Linked DNA regions of Homo sapiens: region 1 is linked to region 2. A link is a loop called in an ENCODE intact Hi-C map of the cell type or tissue named here. Cell type or tissue: GM12878. All regions are shown on one strand. Each heading gives the region's core, and the rest is flanking DNA. Links, peaks and the distances in the headings are about the cores only.

Region 1 (8,085 bases), core at 1,011-6,010, 420 kb before region 2:
AGGGGTGTCAGGTAGGGACAGGAAGGAAATGAGAGATCTAGTTTAAAGGATACAAAATAGCAGATATGTAAGATAAACAAGTTTAGAAGCCTAATGTACCACATCAGCACTAAAGTTAATACAGTTATATTGTATTATATTTCTAACACTAACGTTTTTGCTTTTGAAGCATTATTTACCCTGGATCTTAAATTTCTATAAGTTGTGATTATGCTATTAAGATTGGATTTGTTCTTATATAGAGATTACCCTTATTCTCTAATAACACTATTCAATAAATATCAAATAGAAACTACTGTTTAAAAAAATAAACAAAAAGCTCAGATGAAGCAGAAAGTATAACCTGGCAAGATGAAGCCAGGTTATACAATTATATTGTGTTAGGGATTTTTGTTAAATAAGTATATTTTAACATCATGTTCTAAACCTCAAATATATACAATATTTGTTAAAAAATTAAAAATAAAAAGATAGGGCTGGGCATGGTGGCTCACACCTGTAATCCTAGCACTTTGGGAGGCCAAGATGGGTGGATAACCTGAGGTCAGGGGTTCGAGACCAGCCTGGCCAACGTGGTAAAACCCTGTCTCTACTAAAACTACAAAAATTAGCTGGACATGGTGGTGGGGGCCTGTAATCCCAGCTACCTGGGAGGCTGAGGCAGGAGAATCACTTGAACCCGGGAGGCAGAGGTTGCAGTGAGCCGAGATGGGGCACTGCACTCCAGCCTGGGTGAGAGAGTGAGACCCTGTCGCAAATAAATAAATAAATAAAAATTTTAAAAAGATAGAATAGGAAGTAATAGTAATAATGCATGCTAATTACCTACACCTTTTAATTAATGGAGTTGTTTATCAGGCTTCCAATATCCAGGCAGGAGTCTCTTCTATTCTTTTTGGAGGCGTACTATCTTGCAAATTTAGTGTTAAGTGTGGAATGAACCCAGTGATCTCCACGTAATTCATAGGAGCCCTCCTAAGCCTAAAGATTCAGTTTAATTGAAGATGTTAATAAGATGTATATTTTGCCAGTGTCGGGCTCTGTCACCCAGACAGGAGGGCTGGAGTGCAGTGGTGTGATCACAGCTCACTGCAGCCTCAATCTCCTGGGCTCCAGCAATCCTCTCACCTTAGCCTCCCAAAACAAACAGCTGGGACTACAGGTGCATGCACTACATCCAGCTTTTTTTTTTTTATTTTTATTTTTTTTAGAGACAGGGTCTTGCTATGTTGTTCAGGCTGGTCTCAAACTCCTAGCCTCAAGCAATCTGCCCGCCTCAGCCTCCCAAAGTGCTGAGATTATAAGCAAGAGCCACCACACCTGGCCAACCTGGTCTTTGATGTTGCTTGATCTTTTCACAGAACTTGCTGTCTTGACTTTGGCCGTTTTCAACGGTGTGACATGGAATGAATTAAAACTATCTTGGGTGAATGTGCAGGAAACAAGTCAGATCTTTCTAAACACTTACTTCTATAAATACAGGAATTAAATTGTTTTCCTCCTGAAGAGGTCTACTGAAAGAGGCTCAATTTAATTCAGATTATTTCTATTCAAATCAATATAAAATAACTTTTGGCCGGGCGCAGTGGCTTATGCCTGTAATCTCAGCACTCTGGGAGGCCAAGGCAGGTAGATGTGCTGAGAGAGGGCAGTCCTCTCCTGTATGAATGATTGAGTCCCAGAAACTTTGAATGGAGGCTTGCCAAGAGATTCCGCACTGTAACTCTGTCCATTCCGCACTGTAACTCTGTCCTCAAATGCCCACCAGGTAGAGGGTGTGGCCTGGAAAAACGTTTGCACATAATCATTTTCCATTCAGTCATCATAATAAGTACAGTTCCCACAGTTGGTTGATTAGGGTTGTTTGGGCCACTGCAAAAGGGTTCTGCTTCTGCCTGAAAATGATCCCTAAGCTTCCTTTCTGGTCTTCCCCTTCTGTCCTGATCATGAAGCAAGCTAGCAGTCCTGGAACACTTTATGAGTTTCCTAAGGGTACTGTAACAATTGATCATGAATCTGATGGCTTGAAACAACGGAAATTTATTCTCTCACATTTCTGGCCAACATGGCGAAACCCCATCTCTGCTAAAATACAAAATTAGCCAGGTGTGGTGGTGCATGCCTGTAATCGCAGCTACTTGGGAAGCTGAGACAGGAGAATTGCTTGAACCTGGGAGGTGGAGGTTGCAGCAAGCCGAGATCGCGCCATAGCACTCCAGCCTGGGCAACAAGGGTGAAACTCTGTCTCAAATAAATAAATAAATAAATAACTTTTTAGGTACATACTATTTTTCAGGTGTTTGAGGAATGAATGGATTCATTAAAAGCCTAGATGGCCAAATCAGGCACTTCAGTTTAGTAGATCATAGAATCCCAGACTTTAAAAGCTGGAAGGAACAGTAAACAGCTAACTAGATCTGTGATTTATAGGTGAGTAAGCAGAGGCCATAGTTAAGCAATGACACATGTTAAAAGTCAACAGCTAGTAAGTCAGCTTGAACCAAAATCTCAGGCCCACACCAAGTCCAGGGATCTTTCCATAGGTCAGTCCTCCTTTTATATCTTGAGTAAAATCTGTCTTGTGTGAAGTCACCCTTCTAACTGTGTTTTAAACTCTCTGCTAATAGGGCCATGATTAACAATGACATATCCACTCAATGGAGTATTACGCAGCCATTAAAGATAATATTTATGAAGCTTGTGTAATAACATAGAAGAGTGGCCAGGGAGTAACAATACGGGAAGAAGCAGGAAATAAAGCTGCATGTATAGCTTAATGGCAATGCTATTAAAAGCCTTTACATAGAAACAAAAAGTGGAAAAAAATTAGAAAGTTATTTGCACTTATATTTGAATGGTGAGGCTAGCAAAAATTGTTTCCCCTATTCCTACTCTCCAATATTTTAAAACCTTTAGAGATATACACACTTTTAAGGTGGAAAAGTGAAAACAACTCTTCTGCCATATTCAAAGATAGTTAAGCCAAAGCCCTTTTGCTGTGGGTCTGAAGATGTTTCTAGAGCAGAATAAACACTCAAAACCAGAGACAAGCAAACCATCCACTGGAGGAGTTGGAGTGAGGGCACGAGTGGTGCTCTCCTGAGCTTTCTTTTGCAGGGAGACTGGGAGGGTATGAAGTAGTCGGGTCATTGGAGGCAGGAGGGCTTTCTCCACCCAGTGTTCAGTCTGAGCCATGGAAAAGAAGAGTGATTAAAAGGCACAACAGAGAGAAGCTCTCCCTAACACCAACCAACAAAGATCCTCTCCCAGCACCAGGGAGCAGACTTGAGCAACAAGCTCACTTGTGCGTGCACAGTACAAGAAGGCTCCTGACCCTAAGAAATGAAAGAGCCTAATTAAAATGGGGAAACCCTATGCTTCACTGCACCACTCAGCTACTCATTTAAATCACTATTATGAAATATGTATGAACTCTATTTCTCTGCAAATGCTGATCTAGAACACCTTTCCTGGATCACCCCTTTCAGTAAATACAGCATATTCCCACTAGAATCTACCTTAACAACTATGTTGAGGCATAAATGAAATAAACTGCACATATTTAAAATATGCATTTTGAAACATGCATTTTGAAGTTTTGATTTGTTTATACACCCATGAAACCACAGCCACTATTAAGATACCAACATTTTCGTCATTCCAAGTTTCCTTGTGCCCTTTCCCTTCAACTCTGTCTAAACCCTTCCACCACCCCCAGGCAACCATTCATCTGCTTTCTGTCACTATAGATTCTTTTTCATTTTCTAAATATGTATACAAGTGGAATTACATAGTATGTATTCTATGTCTGGTTTCTTTAACTCAGAATAATGGCTTTGATATTCATTCAAGTTGTTAAGGGTATCAGTTGGTGGTTTCTTCTGATTGATCATCAGCATTCCGTTGATCAGTATTCCATTGATCCATTAATTAATGATCTATAATATTTTGAAGGTATTACAAATTAAGCTGCTGTAACAATTCATTACAAGTCTTTGTGTGGACAAATGTTTTTATTTATCTTGGGTAAATAGCTAGGAGTGGAATAGCTGAGTTCCATACCTGTTAGGTGTATGTTTAACTTTTTAACTAAATACCAAACTGTTTTCCATTTTACATAGGCACAGCAGTGGTTGAGAGTTCCGGTTGCTCCACATCCCTGCCATCACTGGGTATATTCAGTCTTTAGCCACTCTGGGGGGGTACCTATGGATATTTTATTGTGGATCACACTTCTACATCCCATCCCAGTCTCTCTATAACAGAAAGCCCAGAGGAAGCCTTCTAGCACCCCCACTCCAACTTCTTGAGTGGACGGTTTGCTCTTCTCTGTGTTTGAGTGTTCATTCCGCTGCAGACACATCTTTAGACCCACCACAAAAGGGCTCTGCTTCTGCCTGAAAATGATCCCTAAGCTTCCTTTCTGGGCTTCCTCTTCTGTCTTGATCATGAAGCACGCTAGCAGTCATGGAACACTTTGAGTTTCCTAAGGCTGCTGTAACAATTGATCATGAATCTGATGGCTTGAAACAATGGAAATGTATTCTCTCACATTTCTGGATTTCAAAAGTATGAGATCAAGGGGTCAGTAGGGTTGGTTCCTTCTGGAGGAGAATCTGCCATGCCTTTTCTAGATTCTGGTGTTCCATGGCTTGTGGATACATCACTCCAATCTTGCCTCTGTCTTCTCAGAGGCTTCTTCTGTGTGTCTGTGTCAAATCTCTCTCTGCCTCTCTTATAAGGACACTTATAAGAGTCATTGGATTTAGGGTCTACCATATAATCCAGGATTACCTCGTTTTCTCAAGATCTTTAATCACATCTGCAAAGACCCTTTTTCCAGATAAGGTAACATTCACAGATTCCAGGAATTTGACACGGATATCTTTTGGAGGGTCATTTTCAACCTACTACGCTTGCTAAGAACTAGGTATGATGCTAGACATGGTAGTTGACTATCTGATTTCCTCATAAAAACCCTGTGTCATTATTCCTATTTTTCATGTAATCCAGGCTTAAAGAAATATCCTTTCAAAGTCTAGTGCCAGTTGGGGGTGAAATCAGTAATCAAACCCAGTTTTTCCAGCTTCCTATGGTGCTGTTTGCTTCTCTGTCACTGAGATTTTTAAACTTCCAGAATGCAGAAAATTCCACATGAAACATGTTTATTGAGTGGATTCATAGCATTAGAGCTATCAGTTTTGCTTCATTATTGGAAGCTCTAAAGTGGTCTTTGGGTCAGTGATTGTTAATTAACACTGGTTTTTATCAGATCACTTAGAGAGCTTTAAAAAAAATGCTCAGTTCACTCCTTGCCAATATTTTGGGGGTCTCAGATTTTTACAAAACTCCTCAAGTAAACCTTTTGTGCAGCCAGGATTGGGAAACTCTGGGATTCTCTACTCAACCTGTGGTTTCCATGCTGCCGACCATTTCCCTCAGACGTCCCTGGAAGTACTCTGAGGTAGGTTAATTCCATTCAATGATCAGAAATGACCTTCAATATCTTCCATTGTCAAAGCCCAACCCCTGTTCTAGACCTACCCACCAAGTCTCTGGAAATTGCAAGATGTCTGATTTAGATTCTATCAGCCCATTTGTTCATCAAGTTAAATTCTATAGGTCTGAAGAAATGAATGAGATTATTTTATGGTGCTGCCCAGTCTCTGGTTCTTTTTGTCAGTCACCATCCAGGTGCTTCCTGAAGAAATCGATCTTCCAGACCCTTATCTGTGGAAAGTAACATCTCAAAAATACATCACCAAAAACTTCACACACAGAGACATAGTGAAGGACATTGTTTCCATCAAAGGGATATGCAGTCAATTGTAATTTTTCTTTTTTATATTAAGCAGAGCATATTGTTTCCTTCCTTTGCATAATTAGAAGTGGCTGAATGGATTTCATCTGATTTTCTTTCTCTAAAAATTGCCTAAGTATTAAAAGCAAACATGGAAAGATTTATCCCCAAAGTAAATATTTGGGAGACAGTTATGGCACCTTAATCTTTGTTCCCTTGAATGCAATAATTAAGGAATTTAGATACCTATGTTCATATACTTCAATGTTCACTTAAAATATCTTAGTGTTCTGTGTTTTTCAGCACATTCTAACAAGCCATGTGCTATTGAATATGTCTATGATGTTTCCTTTTTTTTTCAATTTTTGTGGGTACATAGTAGGTGAATATATTTATGGGGTACATTAGATGTTTTGATAGAGGCATGTAATGAGTAAATAATCACATCATGATAAATGGGGTATAGATCCCCACAAGTATTCATCTTTTGTGTTATAATCCAATTATACTTTCTCTTATTTTTAAATGTACAATTAAATTATTGACTATAATCACCCTGTTGTGCTATCAAATCTATTGTGTTTCTTTGTATTTGATGTTTCATTATGATTTCTCTTACCTGACTCATTTGGTTGAGAAATTCCCAGTTTTCAGGTCTTTCTGTGAAAAGTGTATTATGTACAATGTTTATTGTTTTGCTTTCTTGTATTATATTAGAGTCTGTTTGCACATTTTCCATAGAGAACTAGGAGCTACTCAAAGCTGTTCTTGGAATTCAATTTTTATCTGTGCGATCTACACTCTTTAAGAAAACATAGGAAGAGATATTTGGCCCGACTGCCAAGTAATCTCTAAGACGCTTCCCAAAGTCTCTTTCTCAGAATACTCAACTAAAAGTAATAAGTTGTAATCAAATCAAATGCCTGAGTTTTGGGTCCTGCCAAATGGAAGAAAGGGTTTTGGGGAGTGTCCCTCTGCAGAATAAAAAGCCCCGAGTTTAAGAATGTGTCCTGGATTAATTCTGTTCTTGACCTCACAGCAAAATGAGCTGAGTTGTCTCATGTGGCATCATACAACCTTATTCCCTCACGCAGCTCCAAAAAATGTGAGTGGGTTTCCGAGAACAATAGCTCCCTGGGGGAGCTATTATCCGAAAGAATTGTGCAACTTCTATTTTCCACAAAGGACTCAGCAGGGAAATTTTTAAAATTTCTCCTCTAGATGTGCTGAGAGAGGGCAGTCCTCTCCTGTCTGAATGATTGAGTCCCAGAAACTTTGAATGGAGGCTTGCCAGGAGATTCCGCACTGTAACTCTGTCCTCAAATGCCCACCAGGTAGAGGGTGTGGCCTGGAAAAAAGTCTGCACATATTCATTTTCCATTCAGTCATCATAGTAAGTGCAGTTCCCACAGTCGGTTGACTGGGGTTGTTTGTTGTTTGGGCCATTGCAGAACTGACTGAAATGCCAGGCACTTGACCTGATCTGGTTGTTATGAAGTCCAAATGCAAGGGAAAGCCACTGACATTTTAGAGACCAGTGATTCAGGCCATATTTATCACTGATTCAGATGTCTATGAAGGATTCCGAGTGACCATTAGGACACCAGACTTTCTAATGCCCAGAAGTTGCTGATCAACCGGGAATATTAGTACAGTTACAGCCTTAATTGATCACAAACTATGGATATTTTTTCCACTTTATTTGACTTTTGAGAGTGTCAGCCAACAGCTATTGACACCCATTTTGGTGAAATACATTGCTTCCAGGGAGCAATGACTATTTGAAAAATGTGGTCTTTGCCCTAGGGGATTTCACAGCCTCCATGAGGGAAACGTTATTGGCTCACTGGCGGTGTTCAAATAAAGAAGAAAATGTAAGGCAGGAAGATCTTCCTTTGGGGGTCCCAAAAGGAAGCAATTGGAGAGCAAGCCTCCGTGTTCCCAGCCTCCAGAAAGCCATCAGTTGGATGTCATGGATGGATGGAGGGATCAGAGACACACAGAGTTTCAAAGCAGGAGGTAGGATTATGGCATATGGAAAGTACTATCTACATGTTTGCCAGATAATCATAACATCAAGCCATGTAGTATGACTCTTTCACTGTCAAAACCCCCACTTAAACATATTTAAACAAAAAAAGAGGGGAGGTAGGAAATTCATTAATATTCCTAAAAAGCTCAGAATTACATGCACGCTTTGCTGTATACAGGTATTCACATGATAGACTCAGGTTGCTGTCTTTCATCCTTTAAAGTTGAATATGACTTTGAGTAGCCCGTGTTGG
Region 2 (8,085 bases), core at 1,338-6,337:
TCCAGCTTCAGGTAGACCTCAGACCACAGGGGATACAGCATGGAGTTCCCTGTGTCCACCTGTGCCCTGACCTCTGGGTAATTCTCAGACAAAACCCACAGTACTTTAGGGGCCAAGGGCAAGCTTCCCCTTCACCCTCTGAAGGCTCATGGAAAAGTCAACTGACAAAAAGCAGGTTAAGAACAGAGAAGGCATACAAATTCATTAATATGCATGGGAGTCGTAAGACCTCAGATACATGGCTGGATGGCTGATGCTTCTTTTTTAAAAGTTTTTTTTTTAATTTAATAGCTATTTTTTTAGAGATGGAGTCTCACTCCATCACCCAGGCTGAAGTGCAGTGGTGCGATCATAGCTCACTGGATCTTTGAACTCCTGTGCTCAAGCGATCCTCCCACCTCAGCCTCTTGAATAGCTGGGACCACAGGTGCACACCATCACATCTGGCTAATTTTTTGTTTGTTTGTTTGTTTCTGAGACAGGGTCTCACTCTGTCACCCAGGCTGGAGTGCAGTGGCTTGACCATGGCTCATTGCAGCCTCAACCTCCGGGCTCAAGAAATCCTCCCACTTCAGCCTCCCAAGTAGCTGGGACTACAGGCATGCACCAGCACACTGGGCTAATTTTTATATTTTTAGTAGAGATGGGGTTTTGTCATGTTGCATATATATATACATATATATGTGTATATATGTGTGATATATATATGTATACATATATACATATATATATGTATATATGTATACATATATATATATATATATTTTTTTTTTTTTTTGTAGAGACGGAGTCTTACTTTGTTGCCCAGGCTGGTCTCAAACTCCTGGCTTCAAGCAATCCTCCCACCTTGGCCTTCCAAAGTGCTGGGATTATGGTCCCACCTTGCCCAGCCTGGTTGATGCTTTTCTGTAACCATCTTGAGGTTTCAGAAAAAACGAGGGCTTGGAGCAAGACCAGACAGGTTATGGGAAGGAGAGAAGAGGGGGCTTGGCTTACAAAGGTCATCTTGTTATGTAGATGAAATCTCACAGGTAGCAGCTCTCAGAGAGAAGAGATGGTGAATGTTCTTTTCAGATGTTTAAAGGTGTCGGACTCTCAGTTCATCTTTCCCAGATTGGACAATGGAAGGCCTCAGGGAAAGCCTGGTTGCACCCGTGTGGATTTTCTCTACAGGTGCAAATCTCCCCAACAAAGGGTAGCTTTGCAGCTTTTCCTTTATTTCCAGACCTTCTGAATAGCCATGTTGTACCATGTCAAGGAAATCTATTTTGGGGTGAAATATTTCAGTTTCCTTCAGTAATTTTGGAGGTGATGTTGAGTTGTAGGAGGGGGAGATAAGATTATTATTTTTCCTACATAAACTACTGTCATTGAGTACCATTTTTCTATTGCCTCTACCACACAGAGAAGAATGTATCAAGCACTCTAGTAGGCACTGCAGTATTTACAACTGAGAAAATAAGCAACTGGAAATATAAAAATTGTTACCTAGGGACGGGCAGGTGGCTCATGCCTGTAATCCCAGCACTTTGGGAGGCCAAGGCGGGTGGATCACTTCAGGTCAGGAGTTTGAGGCCAGTCTGGCCAACATGGTGAAACACTGTCTCTACTAAAAATGCAAAAATTAGCTGGGTGTGGAGGTGCATGCTTGTAATCCCAGATACTCGGGAGGCTGAGGCAGGAGAATCACTTGAACCCAGGAGATGAAGTTTGCAGTGAGCCGAGGTCACGGCACTACACTCCAGCCTGAGCAACAGAGCAAGACTCTGTCTCAAAAAACAAAACAAATTAAAATACAATAATAAATGAATAAAAATTGTTACCTATTTATTTTGGAGGAAACATATCTTGCCTAAACCCTAGCTTTCATTCAAAATGAATGATATATCAGAATGTCAGCCAAATTATAGCTAAGATTCATTTTCCCTATGAGTCTCTGTTTTGTTATGATTACAGCCTACAGCACCACTCAATTGTTAATGGTAACTGAAAAAATATATATATAATCCTCTGCTTCCCAGGTTCACGCCATCCTCCCACCTCAGCCTCCCAAGTAGCTGGGATTACAAGCATGGACCACCACGCCCACCTAATTTTTGTACTTGTGTTAGAGGCAGGGTTTCACCATGTTGGCCAGCTGGTCTCAAACTCCTGACCTCAAATAATCTGCCCGCCTCAGCCCCGCAAAGTGCCGGGATTACGGGCATGAGCCACTGCGCCTGGCCACTGAAAATATTTTAAAAATAATTTCGAAATGTAAAAATGATCTATAAATGATCCATTATGTGAAGCTAATTGCTTCTTTGCTTTTATATACATTCAAAAAAAGAAGCCAGTGTCATTGTGGATTAGACTCATGAACTTCCCCCCCACCCGCTTTTTCTCCTCCTTTTCACCAAAAAATTAGTCATTAGACTGATAACTGACAACAGAATGATGCCAAGTTGGTCAACTGCTGTCAAGCAACTCTCAATCTTCTTTTTCTTTTTTTGTTTGAGATGAAGTTTTGCTCTTGTCACCCAGGCTGGAGTGCAATGGCATGATCTTGGCTCACTGCAACCTCTGCCTCCTAGTTTCAAGGGATTCTCCTGCCTCAGCCTCCTGAGTAGCTGGGACTACAGGTGTGTGACACCACACCCGGCTAATTTTTGTATTTTTAATAGAGATTGGGTTTCACCGTGTTGGCCAGGCTGGTCTCAAACTCCTGACCTCAGGTGATCTGCCCGCTTGGCCTCCTAAAGGGCTGGGATTACAGGCGTGAGCCACTGCACCCGGCCTCAATTTTCTTTAATAAAAGATTAATTGGTGTCAGGTTGCTTAGGGAGAGGGGAGCAAAAACTCAGTCTTCAGCAACTGTGGGCTGTTTCTGGTGAATTAGTACCTCCTCCTGGCAATACTTTATCCAGCAGTGTTGCTGACAAATGGAAGTTGCTGGGGTGGGTGGAAGAGAAGGAGTAAACAGGGGGTCAGTTTTAGTGGCTTTATGTACCTGCTGTGGATAAATCAGTTCAGTGGATTTTTCATTTCCTTTTTCCACAAAGTGAGAAATAGTAGAGAGAATTAAGCTAAAAGACCGTTTGTAAATACAAAGTCACTGCATCTTCCCCCTCCACCAACATGATATATTCTCGAGTTTCTATTGTGTTCTAGGCCCTTAGATGAGTACTATGTGCTTAGTGTGTGCCTGTCCTCAGCAGGGTAATTCCACTTGCATCAGCCCCTCCTCGCATTGCTATAAAGAAATGCCTGAGACTGGGTCACTTATAAAGAAAAGAGGCTCAATTGGCTCCTGGTTCTGCAGGCTGTGCAGGAAGCATTATACTGGGATCTGCTTCCGGGGAGGCTCCAGGAAGCTTCCAATCATGTTGGAAGGTGAAGGGAGAGCAGGCGCCTTACATGGCCAAAGCAGGAGCAAAAGGAGAGAGTGGAGATGCCACACACTTTTAAACAACCAGGTCTCAGGAGAACTCACGATCGCCAGGACAGCACCAAGGGGATGGCGCCAAACCATTCATGAGAGACCCACCCCTCCTCCCGCGATCCATCCAATCACCTCCCACCAGGCCCCACCTCCAACGCTGGGGATTACAATTCGACAGGAGATTTGGGCGGGGTCGCACATCCAAACCGTATCCCCACTTGTTTCCCACCAAATGGTCTGCCCTTAGCCAGTCCCTCTGACTTTCTCAGTAAGAAAGTGCGAACTGAGGTGCCTGAGTGGCAGAGCTGGGATTGGAAAGCAACGTAGTGGATCCCAGAGTCAACATTCCGTTTTTGCGGGGTGGGGGTTGGAGGAGTTGGGAGGTCTTACTATATTGCCCAGGCTGGTCTCGAATTCCCATAGGCTCAAGCGATCCTCCCGAGTGCGGAGATTACAGGTGTGCGCCACGGCGCCCGGCTCCAAAGTCAACGTTCTTAACGTCTGCCTTACACTGTCTCCATGTTCTTACCTTTCATCCATTTTCTCTGGCTCATCATCTTGTCCATTTCCCTTCTCAGGGTCACCACCTCCCTCAGACGTTTCTGGGACAGATCCAAGCCAGCAGAGCAGCTGCTCGCTCCAGAGCCGTGGTGTCTTCCTGGTGCATCAGCGCCACCGCGTGGCAAAACAGGGCAACTGTAGGAATCGACTTTCCATCTATTTGGAGCTCATCAGTGCTTTTCTTTTAGGTGACAACAGAGTTGTCCGGCAGGTTTTTCCTTTCTTTTCTTCAAGTAGGGTAACATTAGTTCACATCTGCTCAAAATAATTTATGTTCGTATTCTAACAGACTCATATGGCAGGAACAAGAAGTGCACATGCCAAAAGAAAGGCAGAGGACTGCAGGAGCAAGACGGGTTGCAAGGGGCGTGATGACTAGCACAATCCTGGCCCCTCTTCTTCCAGCATTATAAAGACACAGTAGAATAATAGTGCATGAGTTATTGTGACAGTAGCACTTTTCAAAAATATATAGCATTGTGGAAACAGACGCCTCCAAATATATATTCCTCACTGCAATAAATGTCTATGTAAGAGTAATATCTAAATCTGGTTACGTATGTGCTAGCCCTTACTTGCACATCTGATAGTGTTCCACGATTCCTTTGCAGAAGCTGTGGCTGACTTTCCCACCTGGGGTGATTTCAGGACAATATTAAGGTGCTTTGTTCTCCCTGTAAGGAAGCAAGTTGGATAATGTACACAAAACTAAAAGCATATGTTCAGTATAGTTAATAAGTAAATTGGTGATCTGTAAGCCATATTAAGATAAATGGAATAAACAGTATAATGGAACAGACAGCAATGTTCCTCAAAGATAGAAAATCACTCTGCACCTTATAAGCTGACAGCTGTGTCATGTCATGCCTAAGTCAACCACACATTGGTGAGACCCAGTGTGGTCCCATTCTGGCCCCATATGCACTCTGCCCAAGAAAAGGGAGATAAGCCCAGTGCTGCTCAGTGGGCTGACCAGCCAGCTGCAGCGGTGGGCACGTGTGCGTGCTCTGTGTCTTCTGGTGGAGGAGGGGATGTGTCGGCTCCAGGTGCGGCCATTTCTTGGGTCCCTCTACTGGAACTTCCATGCTGGTCCTTACATCCGTGCTACCATGAGGCTGATATAGCTGAGAAAGGGATAAGACATGTAAACTTTGCGTGATCTGGATCCAGACAGTGTGCTCCTTCTGTCCCACTTGCATCCTATCCTAAGCTTGTTAACCTTTTGGACTGTGTGTCTTTCTGCTCCGCGACCCTGGGATGGCTCGCCTTGGTGGTGCTCTGGGAGCTACTGGTGCATCTAGGTAATTTTCTACACAAGTACAGGTAAGGGTTAAGCTGTTTGGGTGTCAGAAATTCTATGTAGGAGGGTCATAGGGAAAACAGTTTATTTGGAAAAAGAGGCTGGAAGGCTGGTCTTGAGGCTGTATTTTCTTTTTTCTTTTTCTTTTATATTTTCTTAGAGATGGGGAGTTTCACGCTGGTCACCTAGGCTGGAGTGCAATGGTACGATCTCGGCTCACTGTAGCCTTTGCATCCTGGGGTTCAAGCGATTCTTGTGCCTCAGCCTCCCAAATAGCTGGAATTACAGGCATGCGCCACCATGTCCAGCTAATTTTTTGTAGTTTTTAGTAGAGATGGAGTTTCACCATGTTGGCCAGGCTGGTCTCGAACTCCTGACCTCAAGTGATCTGCCCACGTCAGCCTCCCAAAGTGGTGGGATTACAGTCATGAACCACCGTGCCTGGCCTGAACCTGCATTTTCTTAGTGTATTAGTCAGCTCTGGCTGCCCTAACAAAAAGCCACAGACCCAGTGGCTTAAACAAAAGGAATTTATTTTCTTACAGTTATGGAGACTGAAAGTCCAAGGTCAAGGTGCTGGCAGGGTTGGGGTCTGGGTTCTCTCTTTGGATTGCAGACGGCTGCCTCCTTGCCATGCCTCATGGCCTCTCCTTAGTGTGTGTGGATGGAGAGAGGAAGAGGAACCAAGCTCGCTGGTGTCTCTTATAAGGGCACTGATTCCATCATGCAAACTCCACCCTCATGATCTCATCTAGGCTTCATCACCTCCCAGAGGCATCACAATGGGGTAGAGAGAGCTTCACCATAATGACTTTTAGGGGGACATAATTCAGTCCACAGCATTTAGCAAACACATTTTTTATTTAGAGTGACGGAGGTGGGAGGGGGCAGCTCTGAATTAGCCTTCACTGAACTGAAAAACATTTATTCCTGGGAAACGCAACATGCCAAGTGAAATCCACACTAACCTGCAGGTGGTAGCGGATCCCTGCCTGAGAGCAGCTTGGGGTTGGGGGCGAGGAGGGAAGGGAGTGGGCAGGGGGTGCTGATGATGGTGGACTCATCAAAGAGGGGAGGAAAAGGGAGAAGAGAACACAGTCATCCTTAGGTTGCGAACCAGGGCAAAGACAAACTTCTGCCTAAATCACAACTCTGACTCATGGAGGTCCTGCTAAGCATCTGGCAAATTTTATAAAGAAAAATGTTCTGGGCCTCCCAACTACAGGTTTAAAAATCTACATTTTCTCTAAGGCTAGTAAAATATGTGTTTCTCATCTCAAAGAGACGTGGACATTACTTCCGCCATTGCTTCTACACATCACCTTCCCCACATCCATCAGAGGGTGTGTACGAAGCACTCACCCTGGACCCCAAGGCTTGCCTGCGACAGAGCTCGCTCCATCTGCAGAGTCCGTTAAACAGATTTTGCGGCAAATTCAAGTTGATCCACAGCAGTTATAAATCCAGCACTCCAGGCCGGGCACGGTAGCTCACACCTGTAATCCCAGCACTTGGGGAGGCCGAGGTGGGCAGATCACTTGAGGTCAGGAGTTCAAGACCAGCCGGGCCAATATGGCGAAACCCCATCTCTACTAAAAATACAAAAATTAGCCAGGCATGGTGGTACATGCCTATAATCCCAGCTACTTGGGAGGCTGAGGCATGAGAATTGCTTGAACCTGGGAGGCAGAGGTTGCAGTGAGGCTGAGATCACACCACTGCACTCCAGCCTGGGTGACAGAGTGAAACTGTTTCTCAGTAATAATAATAATAATATAAAAAAACAAATTCAGCACTACTCAGTTCAGTCATCAGCCCAGGAGGAGTCCAGGACAACGGAAAGCTAGAACAAAGGGAGCAGTACTGAACCCCTTCCAAGCCCTGGAAAAACTGCACGCACAGACCAGGGCACCAGGTGATACTTGGTACACAGGTAGGTGACTCCTATTTATCAGATGGGAGGCTGACTGCTCTGTGCTCATTGGCTTCCTGGTGGCATCTCTGATTTACTAGCCAGGCTGCGCATGGTGGCTCACACCTTTAATCCCAGCACTTTGGGAGGCCGAGGCGGGTGGATCACCTGAAGTCAGGAGTTCAAGACCAGCCTGGCCAATATGGTGAAACCCCATCTCTACTAAAAATACAAAAATTAGCCAGGTGTGTAATCCCAACTACTCGGGAGGCTGAGGCAGGAGAATTGCTTGAACCCAGGAGACAGAGGTTGCAGTGAGCAGAGATCGCATCAGTGCACTCCAGCCTGGGTGACAGAGTGAGACTGTCTCAAAAAAAACAAAAACAAAAAAAAAAGCCAGGCATGGTGGCAGGCACGTGTAGTCCCAGCTACTCGGGAGGCTGAGGTGGGAGGATTGCTTGAACCTGGGAGGCAGAGGTTGCAGTGAGCCAAGATCATGCCACTGCACTCCAGCCTGGGTGACAGAGCGAGACCCTGTCTCAAATTAAAAATAAATAAATAAATAAACAAAAGCAAATCAGGCCCAGTTTGAAGGTAGAGATGGGGTCATTTATATGGATGCAACTACTGGCCATTGATTGTATGCCAAGCACTGTGCTTGCTTTCCATATTTTTTTCTAGGTTTTTGTTTTTGTTTTTGTTTTTTGGTCTGTCGCCTGGCATGGAGTGCAGTGACACCAGTGCGACTCACTGCAGCCTTGACCTCCCGAACTCAATTGATCCTCCCACCTCAGCCTCCCATAGCTGGGACTACAGGCTCACACTACTATGCTCAGCTAATTTTTTAAATTAATTATTGTTTTTTTAAATTAATTATTATTTGTAGGGATG

What was found. A loop is a pair of places that touch in the nucleus more often than their neighbours do. Peaks named below come from ENCODE experiments on the same cell type or tissue, not always from the same donor. Only the 100,000 strongest peaks of a DNase experiment are listed, where the experiment ranks them.
Region 1: a loop joins it to region 2, with 6 times the contacts of the local background. A loop is called at or near these places in 2 of 110 quality-filtered maps.

Annotation. Positions count from the first base shown.
Region 1 is chr13:94,985,578-94,993,662 of GRCh38, forward strand. No RefSeq gene overlaps it. Among named protein-coding and RNA genes, the nearest start is that of LINC00557, 30 kb to the left of the region's middle. In GM12878, for the core only: a CTCF peak has its summit at 3,276; no DNase peak of the experiment used is centred there.
Region 2 is chr13:95,400,375-95,408,459 of GRCh38, forward strand. LOC124903193 (a long non-coding RNA gene) reads right to left here and starts at 4,714. Exons shown (of 2, transcript XR_007063839.1): 1 at 3,951-4,714. In GM12878, for the core only: a CTCF peak has its summit at 4,100 (motif pointing left); a DNase peak (open chromatin) is centred at 4,057; H3K4me3 peaks cover 1,141 bases; H3K27ac peaks cover 666 bases.